2 separate regions of the Homo sapiens genome follow, and region 1 is linked to region 2. A link is an interaction called in ENCODE POLR2A ChIA-PET data of the cell type or tissue named here. Cell type or tissue: OCI-LY7. All regions are shown on one strand.

What was found. ChIA-PET counts read pairs that join two places held together with the same protein. Peaks named below come from ENCODE experiments on the same cell type or tissue, not always from the same donor. Only the 100,000 strongest peaks of a DNase experiment are listed, where the experiment ranks them.
Region 1: POLR2A ChIA-PET joins it to region 2 with 5 read pairs; 4 of 35 experiments call an interaction of 5 or more read pairs at or near these places.

What each region holds. Positions count from the first base shown.
Region 1 is chr1:204,088,521-204,092,520 of GRCh38, forward strand. All of the region lies in intron 1 of SOX13 (SRY-box transcription factor 13), which reads left to right. Among named protein-coding and RNA genes, the nearest start is that of SOX13, 17 kb to the left of the region's middle. In OCI-LY7, no CTCF peak of the experiment used is centred here; no DNase peak of the experiment used is centred here.
Region 2 is chr1:203,933,298-203,937,297 of GRCh38, forward strand. No RefSeq gene overlaps it. Among named protein-coding and RNA genes, the nearest start is that of SNRPE, 74 kb to the left of the region's middle. In OCI-LY7, no CTCF peak of the experiment used is centred here; a DNase peak (open chromatin) is centred at 2,214; H3K4me3 peaks cover 1,884 bases; H3K27ac peaks cover 3,347 bases.

The DNA.
Region 1 (4,000 bases), 160 kb after region 2:
TGCCTTTTACTCTTGTTCTTTCCAGAGATGGCTGGTTCTGCCTTTTTGCACCTGTCTGTGCCTTCTCACTCCTGTCCCGTTACCCCCACTCCCAGACTGGGGGTAGGTGACTGGGAACAGAGTCAGTGTGGGGTAGGGGTCATTCCTGCTGTTGAACTGATCTGATAAGATGAGATCAGACCTGACCTCTCTGGGCTTAGCACAGACGGCTGGATGCACAGGCCCAGCCTCCCCTCTGCATCCCACCCCAGCGGCCACCACCTCGCCTCGTCAGGGATCAGGACACCATGCCTGGCACTCAGCAGGTACCCATTAAATGTGAAGTGAAAGCTCAATTAGAGTTCGGACAAATACATACTGTGCAGGCTCCTCGGGACCTGGCTTTTGAGCTCATGAAGGGAGATGCTGGTGGGTTGAGGGGAGCCTCCAGTGGTCCAGAGGGTGGGAGGAATCAATTTCCCTCTCAGCGATTGTGACCAGGGAGGCATTTCTTTCTCTGCTTGGCCTTGCAGGAAACAGTGTTGAGAATGAGAGGAGCAGAAAGGAAGAGCTAGGCCTTGTATTAATTTGTTTTTCAGATTGAGTCTCTGTTACTAGCAATTTATTACATCCGGGTCTCCAGCCAAGCACATTCTGTTCTCCAGTGTTGGGGGAAGATGCATGGGGGGGTGGGGAAGAGGCTGGACAGGAAAGAGGAGCAGATCAACAATTTTATGACTGAGTGTGTGGTGTCTTGGCGTGCGCTAGAGGACGGTTTTAGCACAGGGCATTTTGAGCCCAGCCCCGTGTGGGGAGGCACTCCTCTGGACAGCATGGCATTCCCATGCGAGCCCAGACAGCCCTGGGGAGCAGGATGAATGGGCTTCCCTCCCACTCTCATGCCCGCCGGCCTCAGGGTCCAGATTTCTCTCTGTGAAATGAGGTCAGGACAGTGATGCCTGGAACAAAATCATAGTTTCTTGAGGCAGCGGGGCCTGGGGAGATCCCTCCGAGGAACAGGGGAGCAGCTGTGTGAGGGGACCCCGGAAGAGGGGTAGCAGGCAAGGCGGCCACCCTGTGGAAAGAATGGTGCACAAGCAAAACAACCCCCTCTCTGCAAAAGTGCTGAGCTGGTGGAATTTCACTTGGCGGCTGTGAGATCAGGGCAGTAGATAGAGCCCTGCGGGCACCAGGGCTGTGTGGGTGCAGGGGGTCCCGGAAGAGAGGGCAGGGGCAGCACCTGTGGCACCCTCTCCCCTGAGCTGGCCTCCACATTGCCCAGGGCTCATCACTGGTCCCCATTCCTGGAGGTGCGTCCCTTATCTCTATCCACCTGTCACGTAAGTTGGTCTCATTCTTCCCATTTTCCCTCATTCTCTTCCCAACTGTGGCTTTGACTAGAAGTAGCTACATCATCTAGTCTTCAAGGGGCCAGCATTGCGTAGAGGGCCATGGTGCCAGAGGGCAGGGAACTCTGGTAGGAGGAACTCTCTCCGACCAGGATGGTGGTGGCTGAAGCCCCCGGGGCCTCTGCCTTATGGCTGGGCCTCTGGTGGGAGCCCAGGCTGCTTAGGGGAGAGTGAACCCTTCGGTAGTGGTTTTTTGCATCCCAGCCACATCTTCAAGCTGGGTGCCATTGGATGGTTGTTGAAGGGCAGATTCACTGGAAGGATAAGAAGCTCTGGTGGGACTCTGGGTAGAGCCAGCACAGAGAATGTGTGTGTTGGGCAGTCGGGGAGAGAGGGTGTTAGGCAGGGAGAGCATGGGCCTGGTTTCCAGCTGTGAGGTTTGAACTATTATTATCCTCCACACTGAGCTGATGGCCACTTAACCCTGAGGCTGGTTACTTGTTCTCTGTTCTCTGGGTTGACTGCCTCCTCCCTGACTAGCTCAAGACTTCTTCTTCTTCTTTTTTTTTTTTTTTTTTGAGATGTAGTCTCACTCTGTCACCCAGGCTGGAGTATAGTGGCATGATCTTGGCTCACTGCAACCTCCGCCTCCAGGGTTCAAGCGATTCTCCTGCCTTGGCCTCCCGAGTAGCTGGGATTACAGGTGTGCGCCACCACACTCGGCTAACTTTTTTGTATTTTCAGTAGGGACAGGGTTTCACTATGTTGGCCAGGCTGGTCTTGAACTCCTGGCCTCAAGTGATCCACCCGCCTGGGCCTCCCAAAGTGCTGGGATTACAGGTGTGAGCCACCATGCCCGGCCAAGCTCAAGACTCTTGCCAAAGGCTCAGGAAAGGATGAACTCAAATTCGATTCAGCACGGGTGAATTTGGTAAGTGTGTATTGAGCATGGATTCTGGGCCCAGTGTTCTGCTAAGATGAGCATCTGTAGGGCACCTTTGCACCAGGTGCTGTAAGGAACACCGGTGACTTACAGAGGCTGAGGAGGCCCTGTGGGGTGGGAAGGGATGGTGTTAGTTTAGATTGCAGTTAGGCGGAGACCATCCAGGTTAGAAGGAACCTTGGACACGGGCCGAGGAGCTAGGACTTTGTTGACAATGGGGAACCAGAGGATCTGTCAGAGAACTTTCAGAATGGGTGGCTCATTCATTCAGGCTGAAGCTGCTCTCTCATTGTCCTGCAAAAAATTCCAACAGAACACTGTTCTTTTCCTTTCCATTCAAAGACATTTTTGCTGCCTTCCGTATTGAACTGCCTGGTAACTGAGACAACTTTCCCTTCCCTGCCAGGGCTAGTGGGTTCCCAGGGCTGCCACCCTGGGAAAAAGACAAGTCGCGTTTCCTCGTCTGCCCTGACCCATGCTGCTCACGGCTTTGGTCCCACTGGGACCCAAACGAATCAGTGTGGCCAGCTTTCCTGGGATATCCAGCATGTGCAGTTTCCAGCATGAGCATGCTTATATTGTTCAGGATCGAGGAATATTGATCTCTAGATGTCTTTTTAAAACCAATGGTTTGGTATATTTGTGAATGAATGAGATACTCATCCAATGGATAAGCTTTACCAAGCCCTCATTATGTGAAAGGCACTGGGCAAGGCTAGGGGTGAGGGGATCAGACCCCACCCTCAGGGATGCTCTAATCTCTCTGGGGAGGTGAAACAGTTCATTGTGGGAACAAAGCCTCTTTCCCATCTCTGTAGCCTTGGGTTGGAAGGCTGGGGGCAAGGTGAAATCAGACTGGGGTTTGAGTCCTGGCTCTGCTTCTGAGCCCTGTGATTTCTGGCAAATAACAGAACTTTTTTCGTTTTCTTTGTGTGCGTGTGCGTGTGTGTGTGTGTGTGTGTGTGTTTGTGTTTTAGATGGGGGTCTCACTATATTGCACAGGCTGGTCTTGAACTCCTGAGCTCAAGCAGCCCTCCCACCTGAGCTCCCAAAGTGCTGGGATCATAGGCGTGAGCCACTGTGCCCCACCTCTTTCTTAGCTTTGGCTCTTTCTTTCTTTGTTTCTTTGCTTTCTTTCATTTGTTTGTTCTTTTGTTCATTCTTTCTTTCGTTCTCTGTCTGCCTTTCTGTCCTTTCTGTCTTCTTTTTTCTTTCCTTCGCTTTCCTTCTTCTGTCTCTTTCACTTTTTTTCTCTCTTCTTTCTTTGTTTCTTTGATGTAGGGTCTTGCTCTGTTGCCCAGGCTGGAGTGCAGTGGCACGACCCTAGCTCACTGCAGCCTTGAGCTCCTGGGCTCAAGTGATTCTAGCTGTGACTTAGGCATGTGCTACTACACATGGCTAATTTTTAAGTTTTTTTGTAGAAACAAGGTCTTGCTATGTTGCCCAGGCTGGTCTTCAAAGTCTGCCTTGGTCTCCTGAAGCACGCTGGATTATAGGTGTAGGCCCACCACACCTGGCCCAGAACTTTTTTTTCTTTTTTTTTGAGACAAGGTTTTGCTCTGTCACTCAGGCTGGAGTGCAGTGGCATGATCATGGCCCACTGCAGCCTTGACCTCCTAGGCTCAAGCAGTCCTCCTGACTTGGCCTCCCAAAGTGCTTGGATTACAAGTGTGAGCCACCACTTGTGGCCTCAGAACTTTCTTAAACCCTAGTTTTCTCACCTACAAAG
Region 2 (4,000 bases):
ATATGGAGGCCAGAGATTCATTGTTCCTTGCGTCAAGAATGTTATAACTTGTGAGGCTATGGATTATATTGAGCAACAACAAGAAAAAAGAATGCTAACAGCCTTAATGATAGAACCAAGCTGGCAGCCTTTTCAGTCCCCATCCCTTCCTTCCTTCCCTCCCTCCCTCCCTCTCTCTTTCTTTCTTTCTTTCTTCTTTCTTTCGAGACGGAGTCTTGCTCTGTCACCAGGCTAGAGTGCAGTGGCATGATCTTGGCTCACTGCAGCCTCTGACTCCCAGGTTCAAGCAATTCTCCTGCCTCACCCTCCCGAGTAGCTGAGATTACAGGCATATGCCACCACGCCCAGCTAATATTTGTGTGTGTGTGTGTGTGTGTGTGTGTGTATTTATTTATTTATTTATGTATTTTGTAGAGATGGGGTTTTACCATGTTGGCCAGGATGGTCTCGATCCCCTGACCTCGTGATCCACCTGCCTCGTCCTCCCAAAGTGCTGGGATTACAGGTGTGAACCAGCAAGCCTGGCCATCCCCGTCACTTTAAACATCATCTGAGCTCTGGATTTGTTACACTGGTGTAAATTGATTGCCACCGAAGTTCAGGTTCTAATTTATGCACCCATTGTTGAAGAGAGAGCCTCCCGGGTCAGCCCAGGGATGCTTGTTCTTTCTACACCTGGCTAACCCAGGTGTTGCTTTTCATTTTCCCCTACTTGGTCCCACAGCCTCCCCCTCAGGGACTTTTCTTCACAGCCTAGGGGGAAAGCTGATTGGTTAGAAAATTTCCCCTTGCCACCAGCCTTGGTCTCTCCTGGCATAGGAGCCATTCCATGGTTTGTGGTCGAGTTGACTAGAAGACAGCTCTGGGTGGCCACCTTTGTTTAGGATGCATGAACTTAAAGCCCATGAATCACCTCTACAGGCTTTTCCTGACTTAGCTTCTGTGGGTGGGGTTGGGAAATTTCCCCAGGCTTTCATAGTACTTCCTGCCTCTGGAAAAGAATCTCCCAGGTTTGGCCGCAACTAGAAGGATGAAACTAACAGGGCATCTGAGCCCTAGTGGGAGAACTGGAGCAAAGTAAGAGTTCATGGTAGGTAAGCAGGAGGACTTGGGCATTGCCTGTTCGCCCTGAGGAAACCAGGAGAGGAGGGAAGTGTTATGGGTATGTGAGGGTAGTGGGTGGGGTTACAGAATGCAGTATCTATGTTTTGGCATTGAATGTAAAAAACATTTTTAAACTAAGAAATAATAATAAATATAAATATATGTGAAATGACTTCTAATTTATGAATCCTTTGTTTGGGACTGTAGTTCTGAGCATATGAAAAGGGGAAAAGAGATAAAAAGTAGATCTTTTACCTTATTGGATTTTTTTTCCCCTCAAGTAGAGATGTGGTCTTGCTACGTTGCCTAAGCTGGTCTTGAACTCCTGGCCTCAAAGAGATCCTCTGGCCCTGACCTCCTAGAATGCTGGGATTACAGCCATGAGCCACTGTGTCTGGCTGCCTTATTGCATTTTAAAAATATATCCCCAAAAAACATTTTGGCAGGGAATGGGTGGCTTTCAGTTTCCAAACTTCTTGGTGACTCATGGAATCCCCTTTCTTTTCCTTAGATACAGGAAGGGAATTTCTAGAGGGGGAGGGAGCTGGAAAGCTGTGAATATTTTTTAACTACACCTTTGTTTTCTCAGCTATGTAATGTGTTTATTATCGTAAAAATTATGTATTGCTAGGTTCTACGATATAAGCTCAGAGCCAGTGCCTGTCTTCTATGATATTAAAATTTAAGATAGGTGTACTTATGAAGACCCAATCTGCAATGACAGAAAACCAAAACAACAATAGGTGAAGTAGGAGTAGGGTGTTTTCATTGAAAAACATAAGTACATTTTAGAGTTCAGAATGAAGGAAAACTTGGGGAAAAAAAGTTGAATTTCATTGTCCAGGTGAAGTGTTCAGCTAGGAGGTTTCCTAAAGGAAAGAGTATTATAGGATCTATTAGAATAAAATTAATTCTTTACATTCTATTGTATAGCTTGTTGGGAAGGGAAGAGATCCTTTTGATGGGGGAAAGTCAAGAGCTTTTATGGCCCCAGAGAGGTGAGAGAAGATGGTTAATTAAACAGTTTTCTTTCACTTCTGCAAATCATAGCATCACCAGATGTTTGGGGTGCAGGTGGGCTAGCTAGCAAGATGCTGACTACCGGAGGTGATTGCTGCTGTGTGCCTCATACCTGAGACTTTGCGCACTTGAAGTTTAATTGTCACATTACCAATCTGCAGCTGAGGGGGCCCTTGCAGATCTGAGAAATGAGATGTCATCAATGCTGGTTTCTGCAGAACACTGAGCCTGGCAGTCAGGCAGGAGGGGAAGTCATGCAGAGGGGGCTGCTGCAGGAAATATGCCCACCTGGGCAAGTGGCATCTTGTGTCCCCATACCCATCAGAACCTACATCTTTCTGTAGAACAGGAAGCACAAGATTGATACCAGCTACTCAAACTGCAAACCATGCCATAGCTAAAAGTGTGACCTCAATTATCCTGGATCAAGAAAATAACAGGTGGCCAACCCTAAAGTCTGTCCATAACAAGGGGAAAAGTCCTTGGGACCTGACTCAGGTCTGGGGCTGTAGGAATCTTTTCTGGACACTCCCCTTTGACTTGAATGCTTTTCCACTCATTGAACAGTTTATTTATGAACCCTATAATAAGAACGAATAAGAAACATTTACCAAATACCAGCAACATATTGCAATATTATGCTAGAACTTACGGGTGATACAAACAAATTATGAAACCTGTACTTTTCTAAGTTATACTTTCCAAAATGCTTTCATATTCTTGCAAGATTTTATCCTTATAACCTCTGCTTATCCTTTCCAGGAAGTCTTCGTCCACTAACCTTACCTTGTTATTTATATATCAGTTTTTTCTTTTTTTGTAGAGATGGGGTTTCGCCATGTTGCTCCTAATGACTAATGAAGCCAATCATCTTCTCTTGTGCTTACTTGCTGTCTGTTTATCTTTTCTGGTGAAATGTCTCTTTAAGTTTTTTGCCCATTTTCTTGATTGGGTTGGTGTTATTTTATTATTGAGTTTTGAGAGTTGTTTATATATTTGGGATACAACTTCTTTGTCAGATATGTGGGTTTTTTTAGATTAAACAAAAACCTCAACCTGGCTTAAATGATAAAAATTTACTGGCTTACATTATAGTGAGACCTGGGCAGACTCCGAGATTGGTGTAGTTCAGTTTTTCTTTTTTTTGAGACGGGGTCTCACTCTGTCACCCATGTTGGAGTGCAGTGGCACGATCTCGGCCCACTGCAACCTATGCCTCCTGGATTCAAGTAATTCTCCTGCCTCAGCCTCCTGAATAGCTGGGACTACAGGTGTGTGCCATCACGCCCAGCTAATCTTTTGTATTTTTAGTAAAGACAGGGTTTCACCATGTTAGCCACGATGGTCTTGATCTCCTGACCTCATGATCCGCCTGCCTCAGCCTCCCAAAGTGCTGGGATTGCAGGCGTGAGCCACCGTGCCCGGCCAGAGTTGTTTTTTACTGTTTTTCCATATCTTTACTCTGCATCTGCTGTCCGAGCTTTATGTGGGGGACAGCTTTTCCCATGGTGAAAAAATTGCTGGCCTCACATCCCTAAACCACTTTGTCCAGAAAGAGAGATAGCTGGCAATCAATAGAGCTTAAGAATGAGAGGGCCGCTGGGCAAGATGTCTCACGCCTGTAATTCCAGCACTTTGGAAGGCTGAGGTGGGCGGATCACCTCAGGTTGGAAGTTCGAGACCACCTTGGCCAACATGGTGAAACCCCATCTCTACTAAAAATACAAAAATTAGCCAGGCATGGGGGTGCACACCTGTAATCCCAGCTACTCAGGAGGCTGAGACATGAGAATTGCTTGAAGCCAGGAGGTGGAGGTTGCAGTGAACCAAGATGGCACCACTGCACTCCAGCCTGGATGACAGAGCCAGACTCTGT